Linked DNA regions of Homo sapiens: region 2 is linked to region 1. A link is a loop called in an ENCODE intact Hi-C map of the cell type or tissue named here. Cell type or tissue: thyroid gland. All regions are shown on one strand. Each heading gives the region's core, and the rest is flanking DNA. Links, peaks and the distances in the headings are about the cores only.

The links. Peaks named below come from ENCODE experiments on the same cell type or tissue, not always from the same donor. Only the 100,000 strongest peaks of a DNase experiment are listed, where the experiment ranks them.
Region 2: a loop joins it to region 1, with 2.2 times the contacts of the local background. A loop is called at or near these places in 2 of 110 quality-filtered maps.

Annotation. Positions count from the first base shown.
Region 1 is chr6:151,154,011-151,170,227 of GRCh38, reverse strand. No RefSeq gene overlaps it. Among named protein-coding and RNA genes, the nearest start is that of MIR12131, 59 kb to the right of the region's middle. RefSeq lists enhancers at 5,328-5,828, 5,829-6,329. In thyroid gland, for the core only: no CTCF peak of the experiment used is centred there; DNase peaks (open chromatin) are centred at 8,737, 9,177 and 9,774; H3K27ac peaks cover 1,366 bases.
Region 2 is chr6:151,015,907-151,032,123 of GRCh38, reverse strand. The region is part of intron 24 of MTHFD1L (methylenetetrahydrofolate dehydrogenase (NADP+ dependent) 1 like); the gene reads right to left. Among named protein-coding and RNA genes, the nearest start is that of MIR12131, 79 kb to the left of the region's middle. In thyroid gland, for the core only: no CTCF peak of the experiment used is centred there; DNase peaks (open chromatin) are centred at 6,793 and 7,353; H3K27ac peaks cover 2,646 bases.

The sequences.
Region 1 (16,217 bases), core at 5,498-13,497:
CTCAAACAGGTACTCAAACAGCCATGTTCGTAGCAGTATCATTCACAATAGCCAAAGGTGGAAACACCCAAGTGTTCATCAGCAGAGGAATGCATAAACGAAGTGTGGTCTATACAGATAGTGGGATATTATTCAGCCATAATAAAAGGGAATGAAATTCTGATACAAGCCGCAACATGGATGAACCTTGAAAATATTATGCTAAGTGAAATAAGCCAGGCACAAAATATTGTATGATTTCACTTACATGAGGTACCTATAATAGGCAAATTCATAGTGGCAGAAAGTAGAATAGAGCTTAGTAGGGGCTAGGAGGAGGGGAAAGGGGAATATTGTTTAATGGATACGGTTTCAGTTTGGGATGATAAAGTTCTGGAGGTGGATAGTGGTGATGGTCGTACAACACTGTGGCCGTATTTACCGCCACTGAGTTGTGTACCTAAAAATGGTAAATTTTAGAGTTTTTGTGTTTTTTTATTTTATTTTATACTTCTTCACTTTATTTTGTTTTTTTCTTTAACTTTTTATTTCCACAGGTTTTTGGGGAACAGGTCTATTTGGTTATATGAGTAAGTTCTTCAGTGGTGATTTGTGAGATTATGGTGCGTCCATTACCTGAGCAGTATACACTGAACCCAATTTGTAGTCTTTTATCCCTCACCCCCGTCCTACCCTTTCCCCCTGAGTCCCCAAAGTCTACTGTGTCATTCTTATGCCTTTGCATCCTCATAGCTTAGCTCCCTCTTATGAGTGAGAACATACGATGTTTGGTTTCCCATTCCTGAGTGACTTCACTTAGAGTAATAGTCTCCAATCCCATCCAGGTTGCTGTGAATGCCATTAATTCATTCCCTTTTATGGCTGAGTAGTATTCCATCATATGTATATACCACAGTTTCTTTATCCACTCATTGATTAACTGGGATTTGGGTTGGTTCCACATTTGTGCAATTGTGAATTGTGCTGCTATAAGCATGTGTGTGAAAGTATCTTTTTCGTGTAATGACTTATTTTCCTCTGGGTAGATACCCAGTAGTGGGATTGCTGAATCAAATGGTAGTTCTACTTCTAGTTCTTCAAGGAATCTCTACACTGTTTTCCAGAGTGGTTGTGCTAGTTTACATTCCCAACAGCAGTGTAGAAGTGTTCCCTTTTCACTGCATCCATGCCAACATCTATTATTTTTTGATTTTTTGATTATGGCCGTTCTTGCAGGAGTAAGGTGATATCGCATTGTGGTTTTGATTTGCATTTCCCTGATCATTAATGATGTTGAGCATTTTTCCACATGCTTGTTGGTCATTTGTGTATCTTCTTTTGAGAATTGTCTATTCATATCCTTAGCCCGCTTTTCGATGGGATTGTTCATTTTTTTCTTGCTAATTTGTTTGAGTTCGTTGCAGATTCTGGATATAAGTCCTGTGTCAGATGTATAGATTGTGAAGATTGTCTCCCACTCTGAAATTTTAGATTTTGTATAGTTTACCACAATGAAAAACCAAAACAAAGGATATAAATATTCAAAACGTTCCTCAAAAGGTACTTCAAAGTTCCTATGTCTGCCTGGCACAGGGTTACTGCCCAATACATCCTAGTTCCTCTTCCTTTTATCTTGCTGCTTCTCCTCCCACCTTCCCTAACCACTCCACATTCATCACATTCAGCTTTCAGTGTGCCATTAGGACTCCGGGCCACTCCACACCCTACTCACTCACTTCTTACTTCAGAGGAGGCTGCGCTTAACATCCCTGAAAGAGGTTGCAAGTTATTACAGGACTTCATTCCAGCAATTTCCTTCCTGTATCTGGTGTCATCAATTTTTCCCTCTCCACTGGGTCATTCTGATCGATAGACCCATGAGTATCCCATAATTAAAAACAACCAACCGGCCGGGTGTGGTGGCTCACGCCTGTAATCCCAGCACTTTGGGCCAACCAACAGGCTGAGGCAGGTAGATCACCTGAGGTTAGGAGTTCAAGACCATCCTGGCCAACATGGCGAAACCCAGTTTCTACTAAAAGTACAAAAATTAGCCAGGCATGGAGGCAGGTGCCTGTAATCCCAGCTACTCGGGCGGCTGAGACAGGAGAATTGCTTGAACCCGGGCAGCAAAGGTTGCAGTAAGCCGAGATTGCGCCATTGCATTCCGGCCTGGGTAACAGAGTGAGACTTTGTCTCAAAAAAAAAAAAAAAAAAAAAAAAAGACAAAAAGAAACCAACCAAACAAAAACCAAAAAGCCCTGAACCCATATTCCCCTGTAGCAACTGCCCCAATCCTTTGCCCTTGCTCTTCTGCACAGCAAGAGTTCTTGAGAATTATCTGTGCTGTTTCTACTCAACTCCATCCTCAACTCACTGCCCTTTGGCTTCCATCTCCACCAGAGAACTGAAATTACCATCGTCAAGGTTACCACTGATCCCCATTTGCCTAAACCAGTGGTCAATCCTCATCGACTTGGTTTCACTATGGCATTCAGTGGCTGACCCCTTCCTCTAGACGCATGACCTTTTCTTGGCTCCGTGGGCACCACTCTCTCCCGGCTTTACTCCTATCTCATTGCCTCTTTTGCTGGTTCCTCCTCTGGTTGAAGTCCCTTGTCTCAGTACTTTCACCCTTGGTGATTTCATCCTGCCTCAAGGCTGTCAATGCCATTCAGATGCTGATGACTCCAAATTTTATCTGTAGCACTGACCATTCTCTTGAATGCGAAACTCAGAAATCCACCAGTCTGCTGGACTTCTCCAAGGCAGATTGACAGGCATCTCCAGGTTAAAACATTGAAAGTAGAACTTTTTATCCCTCCCTAGGCTTTCCCGTCATAATCATCCTCTTCTTCATCTTCCCCATCTTAATAAATGTTACCATCTGGCAGGTGGCCAGATCCAAATCCTCCTGAGCGGATTCTGCTTAAAATTCTCTAACAGCTTCCCATTGCAGTTAGAAAAACAGCACGGTGTGATCAGGCACAGTGTGACGTGGCCTCCACCCTGGGACGTCATTTGGCTTCTCTCGGTGTGCTACATCATGAGTCTTTCCTGCTCCCAGGACACATTTTGCTTGGTCCTGGGTTTGTGCTGGCTGTCTCCCCTCCCCGGAAGGCCCTTTTTCCAGATCTTCACCTAGCACAATCTCCTTAATTTATAAAGAATTCTTATAAATCAATATAAATTACTAACTTCCCAGTGAAAAGGTGGCAAAGGATACAAAGAGACAAACCACAGAAGAGGAAAACCAGTGTATCTCCTCTTCTGTGGCTGAAGTCAGGTAAAATGATGCTTTTTATTTATTTATTTATTTATTTATTTTTGAGACGAAGACTTGCTCTGTTGCCCAGGCTGGAGAGCAGTGGTGTGATCTGGGCTCAATGCAACCTCCGCCTCCTGGGTTCAAGTGATTCTCCTGCCTCAGCCTCCCAAGTAGCTGGGATTACAGGCGCCCGCCACCACACCCCGCCAATTTTTGTATTTTTAGTAGAGACGGGGTTTCACCACGTCGGTCAGGCTGGTCTCAAACTCCTGACCTCAAGTGATCCACCCACCTCGGCCTCCAAAAGTGCTGGGATTACAGGCGTTAAGCCACCATGCCTGGCCTAACATGACGCTTTACCTGATTTATAACACAAGATATACAAAGGCACAAAACTAAAATGAGGTCACATGGGTTACCTATTAGATTGGCAAAGGTAAAAAGCTGGTAACGACTGTGTTGGCAAGAGGTTGGGGAAGAGACACTATCACATGTTTTGTTAGTGGGAATACACATTAGTACATTTATGGAAAGTAATTGATGGTATTCATCAAAATTTGCAATGTGCATACCCCTTGCCCCAGAAATGTTATTTCTAGGAATTTTCCTGCAGATGTGCTGGCACATGTACAAGATTGTGGATATACAAGTTTCTTCATTGCAGCTTTGTTTGTAATAAGTAAAAGATTTGAAACAATCATCCATTAATATAGGACTAGTTTAATTCATAACTAATTAATAATACAATGGACTACAAGGCAGTCTTTACAAAAACTAAGCTGTTCTACATGCTTTGCTATTAAAACATCTCCAGGATATATAATTAAATAAAAGAAGCAAAATACAGACTGAAGGTGTAAAGCATGATATACCTTCATTCTGGAAGCTGGATGGAAAAATTATGAATTTTTTTTTTTTTTTTTTGACATGGAGTCTTGCTCTGTTGCCAGGCTGGAGTGCAGTGGTACAATCTCGGCTCACTGCAACCTCCGACTCCCTGGTTCAAGTGACTCTCCTGCCTCAGCCTCCCGAGTAGCTGGGATTACAGGCACATGCCACCAGGCCCAGCTAATTTTTGTATTTTTAGTAGAGACGGGGTTTCACCATGTTGGCCAGGATGGTCTCAATCTCCTGACCTCGTGATCTGCCTGCCTTGGCCTCCCAAAGTGCTGGGATTACAGACATGAGCCACCGCACCCAGCCGAATATTTTTGATTATATATGCATAAAATATCTCTGGAAGAAAATATAGGAAAGTAACAGTCTTTGGGGAGAGAAATAACATGGATGGTAAGGAAGAGAGTCTTAACTTTTACTATAAACCCTTTTGTTTGTTTTTTTTTTGAGACAGAGTCTTGCTCTGTCACCCAGGCTGGATTGCAGTGACGCGATCTTGGCTCACTGCAAGCTCCACCTCCTGGGTTCACGCCATTCTCCTGCCTCAGCCTCCTGAGTAGCTGGGACTACAGACGCCCGCTACCACGCCCAGCTAATTTTTTGTATTTTTAGTAGAGACAAGGTTTCACTATGTCGGTCAGGTTGATCTCGATCTCCTGACCTCTTGAGCCGCCCGCCTCAACCTCCCAAAGTGCTGGGATTACAGGTGTGAGCCACCATGCCCGGCCTATACACCCCTTTTTACCTTTTGTTTTGTACCATGTGTGTATTACCTATTCAATTAATAAATAATTGAAAAAATATATATAAAAGGTGTGTAAGAAGAAGGGTCCATGAGAGGCTGAGAAACAATGACCTGCAAAGTAAGAGGAAAGGCGAGAGAATTGTAGCTGTAGTCAGGGGTGAGACTTCCAACAAGTTTCCTGTAGGAACCCTGAGCCCACCCATAGATAGCACAATGAGGCCAAGAGGATAAAGCCTGAAGAGTACCCTCTGGGCTTGGTGATTCCCGTGCAGATTCTTAGGAATGATTTTGGTTGACACAAAATCCTACTCTGTAATTTTTATTTTTATTACTTATTTATTTACTTATTTTTGAGACAGAGTCTCGCTCTGTCACCCAGGCTGGAGTACAGTGGCACAATCTCGGCTCACTGCAACCTCCACCACCCGGGTTCAAGCAATTCCCCTGCCTCAGCCTCCCAAGTAGCTGGGATTACAGGCATGCACCACCATGCCCAGCTAATTTTTGTATTTTTAGTAGAGACAGGGTTTCACCATGTTGGCCAGGCTGGTCTCGAACTCCTGACCTCAGGTGATCTGCCCACCTCGGCCTCCCAAAGTGCTGGGATTATAGGCATAAGCCACCGCACCCAGCCCTCTGGCTGTACAATTTTTAAAATAGCCACCCAACATCTTTTGGACAGTTTTCCTCTCTTTGGGGAATTTCATGCACTGTGAATCTTGACTTCCCTTGGAGGAAACAGGAAACTCACTTTCCCTTGGGGTTAGGGCTTTGTCATTGACACAGGCTCTGTCAATGAGACGAGCCCAGCCGAGACTTCATTTAGAAAGAGGGTAATGCAAGGAAACAGCTCTTGTGAGAGGGTGGTGTGGGTGCCTGGCTTTGGGGCAGTGGCGGTGGAGATTCTGGCACACACTGGCAGTGCCCGGGCCTGGCACGGCATTTCATCTAAGCATTCTGAATGAAAAACACATGGCCTGCCACATTTGTGCATAATTGGTCCGGAGTGGTGCTAGCTGCAAAGCCCCACACCTGATTCTTGGACTCCCACGGAAATCTTGGTAGTATATTTTAAAATATACAGGTGGTGGCTCACGCCTGTAATCCCAGCACTTTGGGAGGCCGAGGTGGGTGAATCACCTGAGGTCAGAAGATCGAGACCAGCCTGACCAACATGGTGAAACCCATGTCTGCTAAAAATTCCAAAAAAAAAATTAGCTGGGTGTGGTGGTGGGCACCTGTATTCCCAGCTATTCAGGAGTCTGAGGCAGGAGAATCCCTTGAACTCAGGAGGTGGAGATTGCAGTGAGCCAAGATCACGCCACTGCACTCCAGCCTAGGCAACGAAGTGAGACTCCACTGCAAAAAAAAAAAAAAAAAGAAACTCAATAAATTCCTTTTTTGTTTTAAATAACTTACAATGGATTTTGTAGTGATTTTTTTTGGAGGGCGGATGTAGGTTAGAAAGACATCAAGCAGCCTGGGCAACAAAGAAACACTTCATCTCTACAAAAAATAAAAATTTGCTGGGCTTGATGGTGTGTAGTAGTAGTCTCAGCTACTTGGGAGGCTGAGCTGGGAGGATCACTTCAGCCCAGAAGTTGGAGGCTATAGTGAGCTATATCACACCACTGCACTCTAGCCTGGGAGACAGAGCGATACCCCATCTTAAAAAAAAAAAAAAAAGTCAAGGGTAAATACGGTTGTTGGAAGCCAGTTTTCTCACTGTTGGAGTGGGAGATTACAGGTAAGCAAGGGAGGGTGTTAGAATGATCCAGATGGCACTGGATTAGCATTGGAGACATCAGTATAACTCATGTTTAGCTTAATACTGATATAGATGTACATACAGAACTATTTTTAGATATATGGATATACATAGGCAAATATAGTACATGGACATATATTTCCTTGCTCTCTCAGCTGAAAGGCTTAGAGGCAATAACACCCCAATAGCAACAAGCACCCCAATAACTGAGCAATAGCAACAGGACTAGATCTTAGTTTCTTTCTTTTCTTTTCTTTTCTTTTTTTCTTAAGACAGAGTCTCTCTCTGTTGCCCAGGTTGGAGAGCAATGGCACGATCTCGGCTCAATGCAACCTCTGCCTCCCAGGTTCAAGCAATTCTCCCATCTCAGGCTTCCAAGTACAGGCGCCTACCACCATGTCTGTCTAATTTTTTGTGTTTTTACTAGAGACGAGGTTTTGCCATTTTGGCCAGGCTGGTCTCGAACCCCTGACCTCAGGTGATCCGTCTGCCTCAGCCTCCCAAAGTGCTGGGATTATAAAAATGAAAGAGCCAGACACAGTGGCTCAGTTTCTAACACCATTTTCCAATAAAAGGAACCAAGGACTCTTAGAGAAATGGCTGATTCAAGGAGTGGGGCAGGAAAGATGAACCTGGAGGCATCACAACTACATGAAATGTGCAGATCTTTCTTGGCTACTAAGGAAACTTAACCAACTAATCGAGACAATTTTATGAAATACAGGAAATCTGATATGGACTGTGATCTAGATAATATCAAGGAATTACTGTTAATTTTTTAGGAGTGACAATGACATTGAAATTAAGAAAATGTCTATATTTTTAGAGATGCGTCCCGAAGGATGAGGGGCTAAAATGACATGATATCTGGAATTTGCTGTAAAGAAAGGGGAAAATTGGGATAGATGAAGAAGTGTGGCAAATCTTGGTAACTGCTGAATCTCGGGTTCATTGTAGAATGTCCTCTGCTTCTGAGGATGCTTGAAATTTTTCATTAGCGCATTTCTTTTTTTTTGAGACAGAGTCTTGCTCTGTCACCCAGGCTGGAGTGTAATGGCTTGATCTCGGCTCACTGCAACCTCCGTCTCCCAGGTTCAAGTGATTCTCCTGTCTCAGCCCCCTGAGTAGCTGAGATTACAGGCGCCCACCCCTGAGCCCAGCTAATTTTGTTGTATTTTTAGTAGAGATGGGGTTTCACCATATTAGCCAGGCTGGTCCTGACCTCAGGTGATCCATCCGCCTCGGCCTCCCAAAGTGCTGGGATCACAGGCGTGGGCCACTGTGCCAGCCTCATAATGCATTTTTTTAAAAAGCTAGAAAAAGATTTGGGTTGAGAATAGAGTTAGCGATGTTCATTCCACCTGTAATCCCAGGCTGCGTAGGAGCTCCGATGTGATGGACGCTGCTGTGGCTGAGAGAGAGGTGTCGGTGGGTGGGCTGCCCCTGATCCAGGACTGAGCCAGGAGGGCCTCTGATCCCAGATCTGGAGTTGAGAAAGGGGAGTTGACTGCTGGAGGACCCATTTTTTTCTCTTATATCAGTGGCTGGCTGGGAAACCTGGGGTGCCTTTTCTTGATGTTGCCCCGCGCTCGCTAGCCCATGGAAGGCACACTAAACAGCAGAAGAAACAGAAGCTCCCACCCCACTTGTGTGTTTGTGGCTACCTAGCAGTTCTTGCTACTCTATTGTAGGGTGTGAGAAACAGTGATTACGGTAGAGTTTGTGATGTTTGTTTTTCTCAAGATCAAAACCCCATCTCCCCTCTGTTAACATAAACCATCAAAAGTCGATCTGTATTTAATTTTCCTTGGGTGGTCCTGGGTTGACATCTTGCCCTTTTGTCTTACCATAAGAACTTGGGAACCCAATCCTTTGTTCCATCTGCTCTGAAGACAGCCCACCTCCCGCTGCTGGCCTGGCGGTTCCAGCATGGATTCTGTGTTTTGAAACCTCATCTAAAGTTACAGGGAACAAGAGATCCTTACATTTCAAGTGAGCATTCTGAGCGAAAAGCATGTGTCCTGGCCACATTCGTGCACACTGGTCTGCATTCATGAGAAAGCCCGCAGAGCAGGAGCGAGGCCAAAAATATGACCCCTCCCTGCCCCCATGTCTTAAAGCCTCCCCTGCATTGAACAGACTGTCCTGCTGCTTGAAGAGGGGTAAATGAAGCCCACTTTGGAGAGAAGGAACAGGGCTCTGATGGCTTGCGATCTGGCTAGGGCTTGCTCTGTCGCCTGCCTGGCCCATGGTGGCTTCTTCCCTTCTTCCCAAAGTGGAATTCAGGGGAACGGAGTGTCGAGACAAAAACTGCCGTAACAGCTCCTGGAACCTGAGCTCACTGCATTTTGAAAGTGCCTCTGCAAGCTGGAATTCTTCAGGGAGGCCACTCCTTCAATCTGAGCACAGATGCATGACCAATCTGACCCTTCTGAAGCACGTGTTTCTCTGGCACCTGCAAGGCAGGGCTATCCCAGAAATGCAGAAATGTACACAAGCCCACGTGCTCGCTTGCTCACATGACCAATCGCAACCCACAGGGGACACCTAGAGCCAATGGAAGGAGCACAGGAAGGCCAAGTGTCCCTCCTACCTGGGCATCTCTCAGCCTGGGACAATCCACTCACTTCACCGCACACAAAAAATGCACCCGCTTGGTGACTACAGGACAACAGTGCTGGAAACTTAGCGGTGACGTGAAACTTCACATCATTATCCTTCTTTTCATTTCCCTGCAGTCTGGAGTCTGGTCCTATTGAAAAATCCTAAAAAGGCTGGATACAAATCATAAAACACAGCTTGCATGCAGAATTACTATGATGTGGGCATCTTGAATTCATTACTCCTGTGGTTTATAGGGTATATTTAAAATGTATACACTAAAGTGAATATAAACTTTATGGTTCATTTTGCCCAAGAGAAAGGGACGGATGAGAGGAAATTAAAGCTGTGCTCTGGCACACTCACCATGGAGCTTCACCCGCTCAAGGCAGCTGATACCGCTGGGTCCTGGAGGTCTGCACAGCGCCCCTTCCCGGGACTACCTCCCTTTGGGTGGTGCTCAGTTCTCCCGGGGCTGACAATTGTGTTCTCAAAGTTTCCCAGGCATCACTTGAAAATCTGCTCATACGAAACCACCTCAGAGCTCGGAGCGAAATTGCTCACGTTTTTCAGGTGTATGGATGCAATTATACAGCTAACAATCTGGGGCTGTTGCTCACCTGTGCATAGGCATTTATCAATCATGCCTAAACCTTCCAGGAGATGGGTCCAGAGATAAACGACTTCAGGTGTGACCATGACATTCAAGGCTGGGAAAGCAGACTTGAAAAGTTTCATTTAAGGGATCTTGATTTTCAGGTGAGGCAGAACCCCCTAATGTAGAGAAGCTCTGATGAAATGCAGGGCAACCCCGGTTGTCGTGGCAGTCTAGCTCTTGTTAAAGTTCTTAAAGTCACTTGTGGTCACTAAGTTGTCTGGATGAAATAAGCAGTACCTGCTAACTTTATGGATAAAATAAATCATAATATTTAAAATACTCAGGATAGTGATTGACACATAGTGTTGTATGCTATTTGTTTCAAAGTCTGGTTTCCAAAGCAATGTCATCTCTCTCCTCTTCTCTCTCTCTCTCTCTCTCTCTGTCTCATCTATGGAGAGACATTGGTTTTGAATCGAGGCCCTACCACATTGCAACTATGCAATTTAAGGCAGGTTAAATAATCTTTCTTTGCCTCAGTTTCTTCATCTGTGCAATAGAAATACAAATTGTACATTGCAATAATATTTTGAGGATTTCATAAGTGACTATTTAAACTCTTAAAGTCTCTATAAAATAAGAGCTGCAGGCTGGGTGTGGTGGCTCACTCTTGTAATCCCAGCACTTTGAGAGGCCGAGGTGGGAGGATTATTTGAGCCCAGGACTTTGAGACCAACCTGGACAACCTAGTGAGAGGCTGTCTCTATTAAAAAAAAAAGAAAGAAAGAAGAAAAACTCTGTAAGTGCTGGGTATTATAATTCTTATATCTGGATCGATGTTAATAATAGTATTTCTGAGTGGTAGAATCATAGATGAATGTCTACTTCATATTATGTTTGGTAAATTGAAGCTTCCCCTGGCTGGGGTACATTTTCTTGGTCTTCCTATGCTTTGTGTGCTTAACCCTGTGTCTGGCTGATAGTAGCTGCTCAATAAATGTTGAACTCAGCTGCTAAGATTGCATTGCATGGGCCAGGTGTGGTGGCTCATGCCTATAATTCCCAGCACTTTGGGAGGCTGAGGTGGGTGGATCACTTGAGCTCAGGAATTTGAGACCAGCCTAACCAACGCGGTGAAACCCCGTCTCTACAAAAAATACAAAAATTACCTGGGCGTGGTGGCGCACGCCTGTAATCCCAGCTACTCAGGAGACTGAGGCAGGAGAATTGCTTGAACCTGAGAGGTGGAGCTTGCAGTGAGCCAAGATTGCACCACTGCACTCCAGCCTGGGTGACAAGAGTGACACTCTGCCTCAAAAAAAAATAAAAAATAAAAAATAAAGACTGCATTACGTAATCAGTACTTCTCCCAGATACCATATCCATGGTCATTGTCTCATGTTTTCATAGCTTTCTAGGAAGTTTCTGGAACAAAATTGGTATGAGATGAAATAAAGCCTAGTAAGTACCAATTCACATGAACATATCCCTCACAAAATTGTGTCTCTTTTTCAAGACTGTGGAGGGCTTAGATAACAGGTTCTGGGCTTGTGCTCTCAAGGGAGGACCCTCTGTAAGCCTGTGCTATGTGATTTGCCATAAAAACAACAAACAAACTACCAGTTAATCATCTGCATATGTGGCCCATGTACTGCTGGCCCCCGGGAATGGTAAGTAAATGGGATTTTTATGGAAGTCAGACCTCTGAACAGGCAGTGAAATTGGCAGTCATGGAAAACATAAACAGCAAAAAACACGATTACAAGAAAGCATTTATGGTATGATTTCATATGCATGTAAAACTACATATATAAATCTTATATGCATATACGTAGGGAATGTCTTCAAATACAAATGGTAGTTATCTTTGGTAGTGGGATTTAGTGCAGTTTTTTCTCTTTGTTTATACTTTTTCTATACAGAAAAAATACACATGATTATATATGAGGAAGAAAAAAATAATCATGCATCAAGGGAACTGATTTGTTCAATAGACTTCAAAAATTAACTGTAAGGGGCTGGGCGCAGTGGCTGACGCCTGTAATCCCAGCATTTTGGGAGGCTAAGGCGAGAAGATCACTTGAGCCCAGGAGTTCAAGACCGGCCTGGGCAACAAAGTGCTACCCCCTACCTCTACAAAAAATTTCAAAATTAGCCAGGCGTGGTGGCACACATCTGCAGTCCCAGCTACTTGGGAGGCTGAGGCAGAAGGATTACTTGAGCCCAGGAGGTGAGGCTGCAGTGAGCTGTGTTTGTGCCACTGCCATCTAGCCTGGGTCATATAGCCAGATCCTGTCTCAAAAATATATATCTATATAAAACAAGCAAACATTAACCATAAGGATTTGAAATCTGTTGTCTAGTAGGTTTTCTAGACTTAGCAAATAACAATACAGGACACCTAGTTAAAGTTTGATAAACAATTGTAAGTATGGCCCCATATAATATTTTGGGCATTGCCTCTTTTTTTTTTCTCCAAAAAATGAAAAGAAATGTAAAGTAGGAGTATAACTTCTTCTACACTTCTACCATTATTTATATTTCTTCTCATTCTTTTCTCTGTAAGTAGGTTTTACATGGTCTGGAGTCATACCTTGTGTGTGCAGTTTTCATTCACTTAACAAGTCATATTGGTTCCCTATTGGGGACCAGGCGCTGTGCTAAGCACTGGGGATACAGTAGGAGTAACACAGGTTTGCTGTTGCCTCTACTCAACATAAAATCATTTTGCACAGTTTTTGCATTAAAAACTTTAAATGGATGCATAATCTGCTATCAAGTTATTATATTCCATTTTACTTAACCAATCTTCCATTGTGGCTTAATTTATTCATTTGTTTGCATATTAGCTTTTTGCTGTTGTAAATAATAGTGCCCTGAATGGATTTGTACATCGAGTTTTCTCATGTTTTTGAATTATTTTATTTTAAGGATAGACACTTAAAAATACTATTTTAGGCGGGGCACAGTGGCTCACACCTGTAATCCTGGCACTTTGGGATGGGGAGGCAGCTGGATCGCCTGAGGTCAGGAGTTCGAGACCAGCCTGGACAACATGGTGAAACCCCGTCTCTACTAAAAATACAAAAATTAGCCTGGCGTGGTGGCGCATGCCTGTAATCCCAGCTACTCAGGAGGCTGAGGCAGGAGAATTGCATCATGAACCCAGGAGGTGGAGGTTGCATTGAGCCAAGATCGCACCACTGCACTCCAGCCTGGGCAAGAGTGAGATTGTCTCAAGAAAATTAAAAAAAAAAAAAAAATTATTTTTAGGCTAGTTGGAATTTCATAATAATTTCTTTAGAAAAGGTTAATTGGCCAGAATGACAAAAAGAATCAAAGCCTATATATTTCCTTTTACTTTATTTTTATTTTTATTTTATTTTTTTGAGACAAGGTCTCATTCTATTGCCCAGGCTGGAGTGCAGGTGCCATCTTGGCTCACTGCAGCCTCAGCCCCCCAGGCTCAAGTGATCCTCCTGCCTCAGCCTCCCAAGTAGCTGGGACTACAGGTGTGCGCCACCACACCTGGATAGTTTTTTTGTATTTTTGGTAGAGACAGGGTTTCACCGTGTTGCCAGGCTATTCTCAAACTCCTGGGCTGAAGCAATCCACCCAGCTCATCCTCCCAGAGTGTTGGGATTACAGACGTGAGCCACTGCATCCGGCCAAAGTCTATATTTCTTTGCCTGCAAATACGTTTAATTATCTTTCCATATATGTGTTCACAAATTTTATTTGGCGGGTTGTCTACTCATTTTGTGGGGAAGGTCTTGGTGATGTTTCTTACTTTATGAAATCATATAAAAAGGCTATTAAGTTTGTATAATATTTATTTTTGCACTTTTCAGCCTATTGGTGCCTTATTTTTGGTTATTGATTTTATTTTTATTTTTTACTTAGGGCAATTTAACATTGTATCTATTAAAATCTGTTCATCTTTTGATTTCAAGTGTTTCTTAGTATAGAATGTCATTTTTCTATCTAGATGTTTACCACCTATTTAATTTATTTTATTCTTTTTTATATTTTAAAATATATTAAAACCTTAAATCATCTGGAACTTATTTTGGTATAGGTTTGTAGTGAATAACAATAGGATTTTTATTCCAGATGACCTATATATTATTCCCAAAGAAAACTGCATTTTTCTTTCTTTCCCTTTGACTTTTATAATGGCTTTTTCTCATGTATTTAATTTTATTGTATAATAAGGCTTATCTTTGGATAAGCCTTGTATACCATTATCACACTGTTCTTTATTATGAAATCTAATAGCATAGTATTAGAAAGTATTATAGTATTATATGATAAAGTATACAGAATGCAAATTATTACAGTTTTACAATATACTGTTAAATGTTAGAGTAATTCTCCTAATTCTAGAGTCTTCTTTCTGAAAAAAATATTAAGTTCTACAAAACTTCCATGGGGATTTGAGTTGGAATAGCAGTAAAGGTATACATTAATTAGATAACAATGGACACTTCTCCACCCAGGGACATGAATGTCTCTATTTATTCAATTCTCCTCCTATCTATATTTGTTAACCAAACCTTATCTTGATTTCAGTTTACATTTCTCTTATGAAGGTTACACATGGGTCTCTCATACCATCATGGCTGGGTCCCACTAGATCCACCCTGATCTACTCAGATCAGCTCCACTTTTGTCTGCTTTATATATTGTCTCTAAATCATCTTTTAGAGTTATGCAATTTAACATGATGTGAAAAATCACTGGACTAACCAATGTGTTAAAATCCCTTCCACTCAGAAAAGCTTGATTCTATTGTCTCCAAAATGCAGGGTGCTTTCTTGCCTCTGCCTTTGCTAATATTGTTCTTCCTCCTACCTGAAGTGGATACCCACTCCAAATCTACATATCCCCAGCTATTTGGGAGGCTGAGGCAGGAGGATTGCCTGATCCTGCAGAGGTAGAGGCTGCAGTGAGCCCTCCAGCCTGCACTCCAGCCTGGGCAACAGAGTGAGACTCTGTCTTAAGAAGAAAGAAAGAAAGAGAAAGAAAGAGAGAAACACAAAGAAAGAAAGAGAGAAAGAGAGAAAGAAAGAAAGAGAGAGAGAAGAAAGAAAGAAAGAAAGAAAGAGAGAGAGAGAAAGAAAAAGGAAGGAAGGAAGGGAAAAAGAAACAACAGGACCAGCCTGGGCAACACAGCAAGACTCTATGAAAATTTAATTTAATTTAACTCAAAATAATAATAAATAAAATATATAAATAAAAAAAATAAATAAAAATAAACACCTTCATCAATGTCGCTCCTAAATCTTTTGGAGATTTCATGTATTACTGACAGACACACTCGTGGTTAGCATGAACAACTTAAGATTTACTGAAACATCCAGATTTATCCTGTGAAAATACAGTTAACTTCTTATATTCCAGTGAGTGAAAAGGCATGGATTTGAAGATTTGTCCACAGAGTGATGAATGGCTGTACTCTCAGTTTCTATCTGTGTGAAAATCTACTCGTCCTCACAGTCACAAGTTCTTTACATACTAGAAAATGTGTGAGAGATGGAGGTAAGGGGTGGCAGCTGTGGAGGCCAAAGTGGGTTTTTTTTTTGGTTTGTTTACCAACTAGATTTTGCTCTGGTTAAGACCGCATGGTACAAACCAAGAGAGATTTGTGTTTTCCCGTGTAGCAAGACATTCTAAATAAATGTTCCTTGAAGAGGGGACTTTTACAAACTTTGGCCTGGAACTTTGGCAAAAATCCAAAAAAAAAAAAAAAAAAAAAAGAAGGAGTGGACAGGAGCAGCATGGAACTGGGCTGGGGGGTGGAGTCAGCAGTTGAGCTCACAGCAAACAGCTTTTGAAGGTATTTTTTCAGCTCTTCTTTGTATTAATATAAGATATAAAGAAAAGCAACCTTTTTTGAGGGTCTGCTGTATGTCTGAAGTGCCCCCCTAACCAAGTCTCAGTGTGTAACCTCAATTTGACAACTGTTGGATACAAAGCCTTAGGCTAAAAGTCTATAATCCCACAGTCTGTAATCCCCTCCCTCATCCCTCTTGCCCCATTTATCAGGGCATCCATCTGAACTTCACAAGGAAAAGAACTTGGTACCTTTGGCCCCTTCTCAACCATATAAAAGCACCAAAGCAGGACAATGTAGGGATAGAAAGTATCTTAGAAACTACTAGTTTGCCAGGGCTACCAAATAATGTATGCCAAACTGGGTGGCTTAAAATAACACAAACACATTGTCTCAGAGCTCTGGAGGCCAGAAGACTGAAGTCAAGGTTTTACCCATGTTCTCTCTGAAACCTGTAGGGAAAAACCTTTCCTTGCCTCTTCTAGTTTCTGGTGTTTTCCAGCAATCCTTGATGTTTTTCGGCTT
Region 2 (16,217 bases), core at 3,806-11,805, 140 kb after region 1:
TAAAACAAAACCAAAAGAACAAAGAAAGAGGACTTTTCTACTAGCTATCAATCATACCACAAAACTATGCTAATAAATTCCATGGGTACTGGCACAAGTATAGACAAATTAATCAACGGAAAAGAAGAAAGAACCCACAAAGACACTCAGCATGTGCAGGATAGTATATAACAGAGGTGACACAAATCAACAGAGAAAGGCTGACTACCATCTGACTTTTGGCTGGAGAGAAATAAAATTATATTCCTACCACATACCAGGCCTCCAAATAAACCCAATATGGAACAAAGGCATAAACTTGAAAATTATAACTCTACATATTGGAAGAAAACAGTGGGAACTCTATTATTCTGAAGTAGAGAAGGATTTCTTAAATGAGGTAACAATAGAATAACCCATAAAGGAAATGATATATAGATTTCACTACAGCAAAATTTAAAACTTGTTTTAAGAAGACATTATAAATAAGGTCAAAAAATAAGAGACAGACTGGAAGAAGATATATGCAAGTATTTATAAAGTCAAAAGATTAGTAATCTTCAAGGACCAATCTTTGTTAAAACTCTCTGAGCTTTCTAAGATCTATCCCAAAAGCCACCTCCTCCACGAAGCCTTCATGGATGAACCTTAGGCACATGTGAGCATCCTCTTCTTTGACATCTAGATGCCCTTGGGGCGCTCCTACCTGCAGCTTCAGAGGACAGGGATTCACTGGGGCCTGACTGTGAGTGGCTGCAGCAAAAGCTCATGCAATCTTGGGGTGTGTGAATGGAGCCCGAGTGTGTGAACAGTCACACAGACTTGGCAGCACCACACTGACACTGAAATCTCTTGGAGGGCCATGCCATACAAAAAATCGAAAGGAGGGCAGAATGTGAACCAAGGGACAAACGTTAGAAGGAAGTCGTTTTGAGTGCAGTGTTTAAGGAAGAACTATAATAACCAGAGCTCTCTCACTTAGCAGTGACCTGTCCTTGCCTGGAGGGTTCTGTATAAGCTGAATATGGTGCCAGGAATGTTGTACAAAGAGTTACTGCCTGAGTACAAAGTTGAGGCTGGGTTAGAGAAAGAAATTTAAGGGTAACTTTTTTTAAAATTTATTTTTGGTAGAGATGAGGTCTCACCATGTTGCCCAGGCTGGTCTCAAACTCCCGGCCTCAAGTGATTTTCCTGCATTGGCCTCCCAGGTTGCTGGGATTACAGGCGTGCCCTGCATGGGCAACTTCTAATGTAAAAGATTCAATGTTCATATTAGCTGAAGAATAAAGAATGGTTGATAAACTCTTTGAGCCTCGGGACCATCTCTTATTTACCTAGAGGCAAGATAGGATACAGCCCCTGGAATATATACAAGGCCCTCCCTATACAGTTGAACCAATGAATATTTCTATATTTCCTATTGACTAAGCTTGGGTTCCCTGTGGTTCAATAGCCACACAAGATGATAAGAAAATTCAGGTGTTGATGTGCTGCAGGCAACAGCGCAGAAGACTTTTTCCATGAATCTTAGATCATGAGCAGCCTATGTTGCTGGGCACTCAAGTGCTTGCTCCCAACACTGCACTGAAACTAATGCGAGCTCCTCTGCTGATCAACCAATGCCTGGCAAGGAACAACCTTTTTTAAGAAATAAAAGTTGGTAGGATGCTGGAAGATACTTCTTGCAGGAAAGAAGCCGCAGGGCAAGTCCAAGGACCTTGCTTTGTTAGAAGTCAGCTCCCAGAAGGGTGTGTTCTCCGGGCAGTAGAACAGTGGTTTTGGGAAGCAGGCAATGTTCCTGTTGCATCCAGTCTCTGGCCTGCACCTACCCCAGTGTGGCCACTCCAACCCTCCATGGGCTCTGCACAAAGGAGCTTGGTGGCTGTGTGAGGTAGAAGGGCTCAGAGAGAATGCAGCCCCTCCTTATGTGTGGTTAAATCATGTAACCTCCCTGAATTTATTTCCTCATTTCTAAGATGAGGATGTGAATACTTCACTATACATCACTGTACTGCACACGTTGAGTCAGTGTAAAACGCAAGCACGTTGTAAACGTCATGCTATACAAACCTTAAGTCATATTATTATGGAGTGAGAACGGTAGGGAGGACTGAAAGAATTACATTTTGCTTGGAAGTACAGCAAAACAAGATACTGTTACTCATAACACATTTAATCAACAGAATGCATTCTTTACTGAACTCAAGATCATAATTCAAAAATAAAGAGTGTGATTTTTCTGTTAATAATTTAAAAAACTCACATGGGAGCAAAGTAATAGCAATCGAATGACTAGTGAATAAATTGATGCGAGTGGATGGCTGAGTTGTTATTTAAAAAAATTTTTTTTATACAGAGACTCACTCTGTCACCCAGGGTGGAGTGGAATGGCGAGATCTTGGCTGACTGCAACCTCTGCCTCCTGGGTTCAAGTGATTCTCCTGCCTCAGCCTCCCAAGTAGCTGGGATTACAGGCATGTGCCACCACGCCCGGCTAATTTTGTATTTTTAGTAGAGACAGGGTTTCACCATGTTGGTCAGGCTGGTCTCAAACTCCTGACCTCAGGTGATCCGCTTGCCTCGGCCTCCCAAAGTGCTGGGATTACAGGCGTGAGCCACTGTGCCTGGCCTGATTTGTTATTTTTAAACACGAAAATGTTTTGTAAGAAATCTATCTATCTATCTATATAATATGTATATATATATTATTTATTTATTTATTTGAGACAGAGTCTCACTCTGTTACCCAGGCTGGTAGTGTAGTGGCGCGATCTTGGCTCACGGTAACCTCTGCCTTCTGGGTCAAGCAATTCTTTCTGCCTCAGCCTCCCGAACAGCTGGGATTACAGGCTCCCGCCACCACGCCTGGCTAATTTTTGTATTTTTAGTAGAGATGGGGTTTCACTATGTTGGCCAGGCTGGTCTTGAACTCCTGACCTCAGGTGATCTGCCTGCCTCGGCCTCCCAAAGTGCTGGGATTTCAGGTGTGAGCCACTGTGTCTGGCCTAAAATATATATTTTTAAGAACTTTAATTTTGGTAACGTACACATAACATATAATTTACCATCTTCTTTTCTTTTTTTGTGACCCAGGGTCTCATTCTGGAGTTCGGTGATGTGATCACGGCTCACTGCAGCCTCAACTTCCTGGGCTCAAGTGATCCTCTTACCTCAGCATACTGTGTAGCTATGACTACAGGTGTAAGCCACCAGCTAATTTCTAAAATTGTTGTAGAGATGGGGGTCTTGCTATGTTGTCCAGGCTGGTCTTGAACTCCTGGGCTCAAGTGATCTGCCTGCCTCAGACTTCCAAAGTGCTGGGATTACAGCCGCAAGCTACCATGCCTGGCCTAATTTACCATTTTAACCATTTCTAAGTGTACAGTTCAGTAGCGTTAAGTCCATTTATGGTGTCGGGCAACCAACCTCCAGAACTCTCTGTATTTAGCAAAACTGAAACTGTACCCATTAAGCAGCAACTTTCCATGCCCCTCCCCTTGGCCCCTGACAACCACCATTCTACTTCCTGTCTATGAATGTGACGGCTCTACAGGCCCCTACAAGTGGAATCAAGCAGTATCTGTCCTTCCGTGTCTGGTGTATTTCATTTAGCATAATGTTCTCAAGGTTCATCCGTGTGATAGGAGGTGTCCTTCCCAAGGCTGAATAATGTTCCATAGTATGTGTGTGCCATATTTAGCTGATCCCCGCTGACAGACAAGGGGGTTCCCACCTTTCAGCTACTGGGAACAATGCTGCTATCAACAGGGCTGCATGAGTACCTGCTTGAGTCCCTGCTTTCAATGCTTTTGGGCGTAAGGCAACATACATTTTTTTGTTACCAACTAAACTTTCTTCCTTTCCAATGTTTATTGGAAAGTGTTTTGGGAATTCCAAGGAGGTGCCGGGCTGACTGTGTGAGATGAGTAGTTGTGGTTTACTTCCTGTAGGACAAGCGCGACCACCCACACATGACGGTACTGTGAGGGGCCAGTAGTACGAATGAATCCCAACTGGGCGGCCCTGCTTCCCTGCCTCAACCCAGGGCTGTGTGCTTCCCAGCAGGCACTGCCATCTATCCAGCCCCACAGTTTCCCAGCACTCAGCACTTCTGATGCTTGGCCTCAACCTCGCCACCACTGGAGAAGATGAAGGTGCATTCTGGTGGCTTCCACAGGTATGACACTGTTTCCTGGGACCTGAAGAGAATGCACTGTCTACAACCTGAGCTACAACCCTGCAGCCACATGCTGAATAAAGTGCTTCAACTCACAGCTCAAAAGCCCATGGCCAGAGTGCTCTTGGGACTCCTGCTACAATTTTTGTTTTTCACTCACAAGTACAATTAAGGAAATAATCTTTTGGGTTTAGTGTAAATACTAAAATCTGCCCTGATAAGGTCCTTCCCCTTGCATGCAATCTATTTATATTCTGTTAGCAGGCAAGGAACTTCCTATGGTTAATCTGCTTGATTTGGGGGAGAAGTGTAATCTTTAAAGAAAAAAAAAAAAAAAGCCAAGCTCAGTCCAAAGGTCTTGATCTGAGCTTGATATTCACTTGTACTTCTCTGTAGTAAATGATAGCTTTTATAAACAAATAAAATGGCCAATTTATGACTGTTTATGCATTAATCATTGCTGGCTTTCTCTTGGTTCTGTAAATATTGACTAATATATTTACTTGCCACATTGTGCCTTGGAGAGTGGCCTGCACAAAGTAGGATCCCAAAGGCATCTGCTAAGTGATCAAATAACCACCTATGGCAAGTCCTTTCAAGACGTCAGGGCATTGTTCATACAGCTTCAGGGACTTTGTGTACCAAGAACTTCTGATGGATTGGGGACAATGAGACACAACAAACAACGATGACAGAAGAGAGTGTGCAGTCAAGACTCTGTATAAACATTACTATTAAAGTCAAGAGATCACAGGTTGCAGAGGGAGGCATGAAAATCAGCAAAAGCTGGCAAGATATTAAAAAAAAAGCTGGAATAGTGCATTAAAGAAAGGACAGGAGGCCTGGTGCGGTGGCTCACACCTGTAATCCCAGCACTTTGGGAGGCCAAGGTGGGCGGATCATGAGGTTAAGAGATCGAGACCATCCTGGCCAACATGGTGAAACCCCATCTCTATTTAAATAATACAAAAATTAGCTGGGAGTGGTGGCGCATTCCTGTAGTCAAAGCTACTTGGGAGGGTGAGGCAGGAGAATCACTTGAACCCGGGAGGTGGAGACTGCAGTGAGCTGAGATCGTGCCACTGGACTCCAGCCTGGTGACACAGCAAGACTCTGCCTCAAAAAAAAAAAAAAAAAAAAAAAAAAAGGATAGAAAGGACAGGAAAAATCTCAATAGGCAAAGAAGGGAAAGAAAGGCAGAAGCCAAGGTGAAATGGTGTCAAACACAGGGCTGAGTGGGACATAGTGAATATTCTGTCTATATAATGCACAGCTGCTTAACATATTAGCTACTTCAAAAGCCTGGTGTCTACACTTGTGTCTTTGGTCATTTTTGAACTAACATTATGTTAAATCTTCATATTCACCAAAAATGTAACCCTTCTCATACTCTACACTAATTCCTTTCCAAACTTCTTAAACATGTATTTCAGAAACGGAAATACTCTAGAACAAAGCTGTCCACTGCCACTTTCTATCACAATGGAAGATGTATCGTGTGTTCACTGGCCTCATGTGGCTATTAAAAGCACTGGAAATGGGACTGGAACAATCCAGAAACTGAACTGTCAATCTTAGCCACATGGGATATCAGGCAGTATGGCTCTAGAAAATAACTGTGACCAGTGGTTATATTGGTGGCACAGTCTCTCGCACAGAGCAGGCACAACATAAACACTAGCTGAATGACTCCACGAAGAAATAGTAGAGGATTTGGTGACCTTCATGCTTTATTAAATTCATTTTGTAGGTGTGGTGGACCAGGGTCCTAGAAGCTGAGTCACTCAAAGTTAAACAGTATAGCTTTCTTGGAAAGGCTCTGGAAATGCTCACTAGAATTCTTCAATTAAATTATTGAAGTCCTGTTTTTTAGTGGAATAAAATTGATCTGTACATTCTAGAAGAGCTGTTACATTTTAAAATAATTTTTTGATGACAAAAAATGGACAAAATAAAATGAAATGGAACAAAAGTTTAAAAATGAACTGTTAGAAATAAAGATCCATGAAGGCTTTATAACGTAGTAGGGGCGTCTCATCTTACTCAGAGGCCAAATTCTTAAGTCAGCAACTCTGAAAAATCTTTTAGAAGACCTATGAAAAACACTATGTAACACTCCACTCTCAATACCCTAGCATCTCTTAATGAGGCCCCACTGTTGTGAAGTATTGGAACACACTGCCATTTCTTCAGCCCTGCACCAAATGAAGTCGTTGGCATACATCGGGGGCCACAGTGAATGACAAATACATGGTTCTTTTCTTTCACCAAGGCTACAGAGTTGAATTCATATGGGTTAAATCTTCCTATGCTGTGATATTAGCAAAGTGTATTCCAAGTCCCGTAAAACATGTAAAGAGAAGGATCAATTAATAAACTTGTAAGTTGAATAGACATTTCCGGATACACAGTAATTATTTCCATTCGTATTTTGCATTTTAAATGAAGCATAAATTTTAAATGATCTACAAATACAGTTTGGCAAGCAGCCTTTCCTGTACTTCAAATTAAAGTACAACATGAAGCTGTCGATATTAATTTATACTGACCACACCACACTAGGTGCAAGGGCTTGCATTACCAATACCAACTGGAGTCCCGGGAGCGGCTCTGCCCTTGTTACTGAGAACAACAGGCCCCTGTATCGTTGACACAAAGCATGTCCTTGGCTGGAAATCAGCACATCTGAGCTACGTGCCGACGTCCACGAGCCTGCTCAGTGGGCATGGAGCCCTGTGGGCTCGCGGGCCCTGAGCAACAGGTTCACTCTGAAGACGCCTACATGTAGGGAATCTCATCCTTCTACGGCAAACCTGGGGTGCGGTGAGGGTAACCGGACTCTGGGAAATGGAAGAAAGGCTCGCCGCTAGAAAAGCTGCATTTCTCCACATGAAATAGTAAGAAATCCACATGGGTAATCTTTTATTACTCTCAAATAGAATAGTGTAGCAATGCCAAAAAACGGAATATATGGGAATAAGTGATTTTAAAGATCTCATCTCACCCAAAAGAGGGCAAAGTGCTGACTGGTTCGAGCACTCTGCTGGGCCCAGGAACACTCATGTACAGTGTTCTGTTTTGTTTTCTTTGAGACAGAGTCTTGTTCTGTTGCCCAGGCTCAAAAAAAACCCAAAACAAACACACACAAAAAAAACAGGCCGGGCATGATGGTGTGTAGTGGCATGTTCTTGGCTCACCGCAACCTCCACTTCCCAGGTTCAAGTGATTCTTGGGCCTTAGCCTCCAGAGTAGCTGGAATTACAGGCACGCACCACGATGCCCGGCTCATTTTTGTATTTTTAGTACAGATGGGGTTTTGCCATGTTGGCCAGGCTGGTCTCCAACTCCTGACTTCAAGTGATCTGCCCGCCTCAGTCTCCCAAAGGGTTGAGATTATAGGAGGGAGCCATCGTGCCTGGCCTTTTTTTTTTGAGCTTGGCTCTGTTGCTTAGGCTGGAATGCAGTGGGGTGATCTTGGCTCACTGCAACCTCTGCCTCCCAAGCTCAAGCAATCCTCCCACCTCAGCCTCCTGAGTAGCTGAGACTACAGTGCATGTGCCACTATGCCTGGCTAATTTTTAAAATATTTTTAGTAGAGACAGGATCTGCCATGTCACCCAGGTTAGTCTTGAACTCCTCGATTCTAGCGATCCTCCTACCTTGGCCTCCCTAAGTGCTAGGATTACAGGCATGAGCCGCCGCGCCTGGCCAAGCACAGTGTTCTCATGATGCATCTGCTCGTTCCTCTTCTACAAATCTGACTTAGGAACATCAATGTGTTACAAGAGCGAAATGAATGAATACAGGTGCAACGCTCGTTCCGTGTTCATGTTCAAGGAGCCCTTGTACTTTATTAAAAAAAAAAATCCCAACCTCTCAGAGACTGGGGAGACTGGAAGCCTGTGCTGTTTGAGTGTTTTTTTCCCCTAAACCCTAAGATCGTAGTTTTCTGTCTTAAGTGGTCCATTACGTGTGGTACCTTTAATGTTTGTTCCTGTGATCATATTTAATGGTCTTCACGAGCTTGCTTTTAGATTGAGAAAGTGGACACTCTCTCCACTGCAATGGTCTCATGTGATCTAAATTTAAGTCAGAAAGCCTGGGGAGGGATGGAGTGAGTGGTAGAAGGCAGCCGGCCAACATGTAGTGTGACTTTGATAGTTCATCATTTTACCTTCTCTCATAATTTTAGATGAAATAAGGCATTTCTAGAAACTTACATCATAGTGACAATCATTTTGCATGCTAGAAGAAAGCTTTCAATGACACTACAGGGATTCTTGTGACATGTGTAAGTATAATAAATACAGGCCACTGTTTTTTTCTCATTGGGTGCTATTTCAACCATCGAGGAAAGAAAGCTGGGGCAAGCTTTGCCAGAATCACAGGGATGAGTGGGATGCTTTGAGAAGGTTGGGCCAGTGCTCATGACAGGTGCAGATCCCTCGAAACTGTCTAACACAGCTGAATGACGTGCCTGGCAGGCTGGGTGGTGGGTTATATACTGCCGGCCAGCAGAGGTTTCATAAAGAACCTAGAAGCCAGTGTTGGAGAAGCATCTAGATTTGAGAGGGATCTAAGGTGTGTTTGCAGAAGGTCTGGTCAAGCAGGAGGTATCCGGGGCTTGGTGCAGTGGCTCATGCCTGTAATCCCGGCACTTTGGGAGGCTGAGGAGGACAGATCACTTGAGGTCAGGAGTTCGAGACCAGCCCAGCCAACATGGTGAAACTCTGCCTTTACTAAAAATACAAAAATTTGCTGGGCATAGTGGCCCACACCTGTAATCCCAGCTACTCAGGAGGCTGAGGCAGAAGAATTGCTTGAAACCGGGAGGTGGAGGTTGCAGTGAGCCGAGATCGTGCCAATGCACTCCAGCCTGGGTGACAGAGCGAGACTCTGCCTCAAAAAAAAAAAAAAAACCCAAAAACCAACCAACCAACCAACAAACAAAAAAACATAAAAAAAGCAGGGGGTATCTGGAGATTTGGGGTTGGATCATGGAAAGGGGGCCAGGGGATAAGAGGCTTATGGGAGGCTTGTTGAAGCCACTCACATTGAACAATCTAAGACTGTTTAAAGGCAGCTCAACCATAATTAAGAAAGCAGAATATTAAAGAGCATGGGGGAAGAAACAGGTTTATGAGTGAGATGCATAACTGACTGGAAAATGTAAGGACCAGCTTTCCACAGAACACTCCAAACATTCTAATGCACAACAGGAGAAGAGGGAGCGCTGAAGAAAGGGCTACTGACTCAGGCTGGCCCTGGGCGTGTCTGAAGATGGGAGGGAGAGCCGGGGGAGGTCAAAGGCCCTGAGGGGGAAGACAGCTTTTCCAGGGACAAGGACAACCAAAAGAAAGGACAGCCTTTCAACCTAGAGTGTGTTTTTTCCCTTCTAATTACTGTGAAATGTAAAAGGCAACAGAGATGTGCATCAATACCCTTTTAAGTTTTAAGATCCTATTAATTAAACCCTGTATGTACAATGTGAATGTACTTAATGCCACAGACTATACATGTAAAAGCGATTAAAGGGGAAATTGTATGTTATACATATTTTTACCACAATGGAAGATCCCCCACTGTATATCCATAGATATGCATTTTTAAATGTTTATTTCAATGTGGAGGCTCTAGTTGCAAATGCTCCAAGTCCATGTAAAGGATAGTTCTCACACCCCACCAACAACTGGTGTAGGTTCCAGCTGGCATTTTCAAGATGTAGAAAATAATTTCTTAAGAACCAACCAGAAAAACAACAACAATAACAACAAACATCCTGCCTTAAAAAAGACCAGCAGAGGAGGAAACACCCCTGGCCATCTGGGCAGTGAGAGCGTGAAGTTCAGAAGTCAGCAGAGCTGGCTGCGGCTCCAGGCTGTCTTCGTGGTTTGTTTTGCTCTTCCTTCATCCAGCCCCCACTGGGATCAAGAGAATGGCTTCACGCAAGGAACAGGAAAGACCTTTTAATAAAAACAAACACTATCCTGTCTTGCTGTCAAGGCTACACCTTAAAATGTTTGCAAGGCTAGAGGAAGGATACAGAGATGATTTTCAACCTTAACTCCTCATTTAACAAACAATATTCCGACTGAATGTCAAGCTGACTTCTCCGGGTCATACCTCCTTCTTTGCAAAAATGACTGATGTTTTATGATATCACTAAGGGCTCCCAATTCTCACGGAGAAGGAAAAACGTCAGTGTCTTGGTTTAGTTCAGTAGTGCTTTAGGAGACTTGACTTCTAATTCCTGGTTTTAACCCAGAGCAAAATAAACCAATCTTGGAGTTTGACAAAGTTACCTTGAGTTACAGGAGAATTCTTGAAGGTGAATTCAGGAGGCCCACTCTCTTTCCAAGTGAACATGACAGGAGGAAGAACCAGCATTGATTGACTACTTTCCTCCATTTTTTTCTTTTTGAGACAGAGTCTAACTCTGTTGCCCAGGCTGGAGTGCAGTGGTGTGATCTCAGCTCACTGCAACCTCTACCTCCCAGGTTCAAGCGATTCTCCTGCCTCAGCCTCCCGAGTAGCTGGGACTACAGGTGCGTGACACCACACCTGTCTAGTTTTTGTATTTTTAGTAGAGATGGGGTTTCACCATGTTTCCCAGGCTGGTCTCGAACTCCTGGCCTCAGGTGATCCACCTGCCTCAGCCTCCCAAGGTGCTGGGATTACAGGCGAGAGCCACCACTCCTGGCCTTCATTGCCTGCTTTCTATGTTCCAGCATTTTACTCTGGGGCATTTCATTTGGGTCTCACAGCAACTTGGTGAAGTTGGTGTCACTGTCAGACACCATTGTACAAATGAGGATGCTGAGGCTCGAGAGATTAGTCAGCTTCCCCAAATTGTGTCCACAGTAGGAGGCCTACTCAAGGTTTAAACTTAATTTGCATGATCCCAAAGCTTTAGCCTGTTAGCTCTATGTAATATGTTCCTTCTCCTATCAAGCGTCCATTTCTTATGGACAAGTCCATCACCTTCCCATCTATAATGCAGAGTTGAGCCCACATAGCAGATGGGATGTGCGGAGGCATGCCTGGAAGAACGTATGGAGGAGGGATTTCTTAGCTAATAAAGTGCGCATGTAGATTAGCGTTTCTTTCAGCCATCATATTTCCCTGCATCCCTGCAGACATGGAGATATTCTCTTAGTGAACGATAAAGATATAATTGTCAAAAGTCACATTAGAAAGGAAAATTCAAAGAGAAGATGATCTTGAGGGGGACTTTTAACAGCTTCTTAAAAGGGACTGCAATCACCCTCAAGGGTAGAGAGGAAATGATCCTCTGTATTTCAAGTTTAAACACATTCATTTTCACACAATAAAACTTCTTCTGAGCAATTAGTCTACTACACCTTATTCCATATTTTTCAATCTTTATTCTAAATTATTCATTGCTGCCTCCATCCGGTACCATAATTAAAAGTTGCCTACTCTTGAGTTAGAAGTTACTCTGGCAAAAAGAGATGCCAAATTGTTCTCTAGACAGCAGTTGCTGCTGAAGTCAGTTTTCTATAAAGTTCAGCAGAGACTCCCAAGTCAGAAGTGCAGCCTGTTTCTCACTTAACCTGTGAGCTCGCCATTAGGAAGTCCAGCACACTGCTGTCTGGCCGCACAGTGCCTCTGAGAGCCAGGTGCCCCACTCTCTCCAGCTGAATCACTCTCCAGTGGGGTTCCGAGACAATTTCTACTTCACATTCAAATGCAGTCATGCCCTGGGCTCTAGCACTATTTCCCATTACCCTAAATCATCTCCGGTGTTTTCCTTCCACAAGACTGGGGTGGAGAAAGAATAGCACACAAGATGCCATTAGTCTTGTACTGAATACATTCTTGGGGATATAAAGTCTGGGGAGACACCAAGGGGCACACAGAAACCCAGTTTGCTTTGAGAAGCAAAGGTGGGAGAGTGTCATATGCAAAGCATTTATAACTTCTTTCTCCTATAGAGCAATGCCATATCTTTCTCACTGCCCAGCACCCAAGGGTTGGTTGTGAGGGTGTGGGGTTGTAGGGGAGGTAAAAAGGGCTTCCAGAAAACCATTACTTAAGTTACTAAAGTTTTACCAGCACCAATCAATGCAAGAAATCCGGGGCAAAGAAGGCTTGAGCTCTATTACTGACTGCACCAATGAATTCAGATTTTTACATGGTGACAAGACAAGACTGTAAATGGTCTTAGATGATCTAAATCTTGCTGGTGTGAGGAACACAGCTAACAGGCAGACAGTACAAAGAGAGCCAGCAGCAGCAGCAGCTCTTTTCATGAACTGTCATGCTGCAGTAGGCTGGGAGGCTGATTATCTAACAAACAATTATGCAGCTCAAATCGAATTTCTGTTACAAGAAAAGCGAGAAGTGTGTTGGCAAAGGAGGCAGGGATCCTGGCCTTGAGGTCGCCTATCAATAGAGGACTTTAGACCACATTATTATTAAACATTTTCCTCCTTTCAGAAGAGAGCTGACATTTTAGCAGCATTATCTGCATGAAGAATGGGAATTCAGAAAAAAAAATTGAAATATCAGTGGAAAGGAAAAGGGTTCATGTTAGGGTTAGTGCATGTCTGAGACAGCATAACTCAGAAGCATTTCTTCTGATTACTGACCTCTTTTTCACCTGGGATGTTTTCCTTGAAAAGAGCCGCACTTTGTGAAATCATTCATGAAAATAACTGCCTTTGCTATGCAGAGTGGGGTGGTTCATGATCAGACGGCAAGATGGCATGATCAGATGGCATGATCAGAGGCACACTCACAGCAGGATCTGGGGGTGACTCTCCCTACAGTGGTTTATGTAGAAAGGCTCTGGCATGTGCCAAGGGTTGTAGGTACCCTGGCAAGCCTTACCCAGGACCAAAGAACAGGAACCCAGGGTCTCCTTGGCCACCTGCCATCTGAGTTGGCTTCAATGCCTCTGACTTGCCCACAGCAGGGCTACATCTATTTTGCGCTGAACACCTCTAGGTCTGAGAACTCAAAGCTTCCAACTGGAACATTTTTCTTTTCACTCATCCAAAATCTTCTCCCTCAATTGATCTCTACCGCCTCTGTAGTCCAGAATATTCTAGTTCCTCATTCACAAAATGGCCTCATAAAAATGAAAAACCTTTTATGAGCTAGCCTCCAATTAATTCCCTGTGTCCTTCCTTCCGTAAACACTGACTGCGTGCCAGCGATGATGTCCCCTGTGTGGCATGGAATCTGTGCCTATGCCCATCACTGTCACCCTTTCTCTTCAGGGGGGTCACTCAGTCACTGTCCCCTTTAACTATGTCTCCCCCCAGACCTCCAATACACACACACTTTTGAGCACAGTACTTAGCTCTGAAGAACAGAGCAGGGTGATGACCTCAACCATCTGGATATTCTTTCTCCCAGCTCTGCCTCTTCCTAGCTATGGGACACTGAGCAGTTGACTTAGTCTCTTCGTGCTTTAGTTTTCTTGTCTGTAAAATGGGAAGATATCACCAGTTTCCACCTAAGAGGGATGTTAGGACCAAAGAGGTGAACATGTGCAAAGCGCCCATATACCCAGCTCACAAACAACTCCTTAAAAGCGAGAGCTGTGGTAATATTAAATATTAATACATCAGCCCCGTTCTCTCACCACTGTGACTCCAGGCTTATCAACAACGCTGCTAAGCTCTTGCTTCACGGATTTCTTCTTCACTTATGCTATTGATTTATGCCACTGAACAGGAAAGAAGAGTGTCTGTGACATCTGAGTGACTCAACAATAGAATATGTGAGGGATGAAGGAACAGGAGAAGCAGCAATCAGCTTGAAGCCTGGGCACTCCACAATCATGCACTACCCCTGAAGACAAATCCATCAGCCAGAATCGGAACCACAAAATTCAGAATGGAGATGTCAGACGGGTGCAAAGACAGACGATCTGAGGAGGAGAGTGAGCCCTGGGAAGCTCAGGTCTTCTGACTGAACCATCGACATGTGCTTAAAAATATCCTAGAGGACCCAGCAATCCCACTTCTGGGAATACATTTCCAAAAGAATTGAAAACATGGCATGAACCCGGGAGGCGGAGCTTGCAGTGAGCCGAGATTGCGCCACTGCACTCCAGCCTGGGCGACAGAGCAAGACTCCGTCTCAAAAAAAAAAAAAAAAAAAAAAGAAAACACGGTCTTGAAGGGATACTTGTACATATGCCATATGCCATAAACACGCATGCTCATACAGCATTACTTACAATAGCTGTGAGGGGGAGCTCAAGTGTCCATCCACAGATGGACAAAGAAACAAAATGTGGGATATCCAAAGAATGGGAGCGTATTCAGCCCGAAAAATAAAGGAAATTCTGGCCGGGCGCGGTGGCTCACACCTGTAATCCCAGCACTTTGGGAAGCCGAGGTGGGTGGATCACAAGGTCAGGAGTTTGAGACCAGCCTGACGAACATGGTGAAACCCTGTCTCTGCTAAAAATACAAAAATTAGCTGGGCGTGGTGGTGCACGCCTGTAATCCCAGCTACTCGGGAGCCTGAGGCAGGAGAATTGCTTGAACCCGAGAGCAGAAGGTTGCGGTGAGCTGAGATGGTGCCTCTGCACTCCAGCCCGGGCAACAAAAGCGAAACTCCATCTCAAAAAAAAAAAAGAAGGGAAATTCTGACACTCTACAACATGCACGCACATTATGCTAAGTGAAATAAGCCAGCCACAGTATGATGCTACTTACATGAGGTCCCTGGAGTTGTTACATTCATGGAAATGAAGGAGAATGGTAGCTGGCAGGGACTGTAGGGAGGGGCATGGGGAGTTGTTCAGTGGGTACAGTTTCAGTTTTGCAAGATGAAAAGCGTTCTGGAGATTGGCTGCATGACAATGTGAATGTACTTAACACTACTGACGTGCACTTAAAAATGGTTAAGATGGGCCAGGTGTGGTGGCTCACGCCTGCAACCCTAGCACTCTGGGAGGCCGAGGCGGGTGGACTGCCGGAGCTCAGGAGTTCGAGACCAGCCCGGGCAACACGGTGAAACCCCGACTCTACTAAAATAAAAAAGAAATTAGCCAGGCACGCTTGCTTGCGCCTGTAGTCCCAGCTACTTGGGAGGCTGAGGCAGAAGAATTGCTTGAACCCGGGAGGTGGAGGTTGCAGTGAGCCGAGATCACGCCATTGCACTCCAGCCTGGGCAACAGAGCAAGGCTCTGTCTCAAAAAAAAAAAAAAAAAAAAAAGGCTAAGATAGTAAATTTTGTTATATATATATTTACCACAATGAAAATAAATAAATATATTATGTATGTATATATACACACACATACACTAGACATAGTTCAATAAAACCACAAGAGAAAAGAACCATAACAGAAATGAACAAGCAGAGGCCAGGTGTGGTGGCTCATGCCTATAATCCCAGCACTTTGGGAGGCCGAGGTGGGTGAACCATGAGATCAGGAGTTTGAGACCAGCCTGCCCAAGATGGTGAAACCCCGTCTCTACTAAAAATACAAAAACTTAGCCAGACGTGTTGGCAGGTGCCTGTAATCCCAGCTAGTCAGGAGGCTGAGGCAGAGAAGTGCTTGAACCTGGGAGGCAGAGGTTGCAGTAAGCCGAGATTGCACCACTGTACTCCAGCCTGAGCAACAGAGACTGTCTCAAAAAAAAAAAAGAGAAATGAACAAGGAAAATACCTCCCATGGTTTCCCAATCCTCACGAAATTGCTCTTGTTCCTGTGCAACTCCTGAAAGCGTCAGCTGTCAAATCCTGTTCGCTAAAGTACCTCCTCACTTAGGACTGCGATTTGGGAGTCTTCAAAAGCACAGGCTTTGGGACAAGGAGCTAGGGTCTGTACTTGGAAATGTGACTTTGTCATATGGCTTAAACTCTTCTACCTTTTTGTTTGTTTGTTTGAGACAGGGTCTCACTCTGTCGCCCAGGCTGGAGTGCAGTGGTGTGATCTCGATCTTGGCTCACTGCAGCCTCCACCTCCTGGGTTCAAGCAATTCTCCCACCTCAGCCTCCCGAGTAGCTGGGACTATAGGTGCACGCCACCATGCCCACCTAATTTTTGTATTTTTAGTAGAGATGGGGTTTCT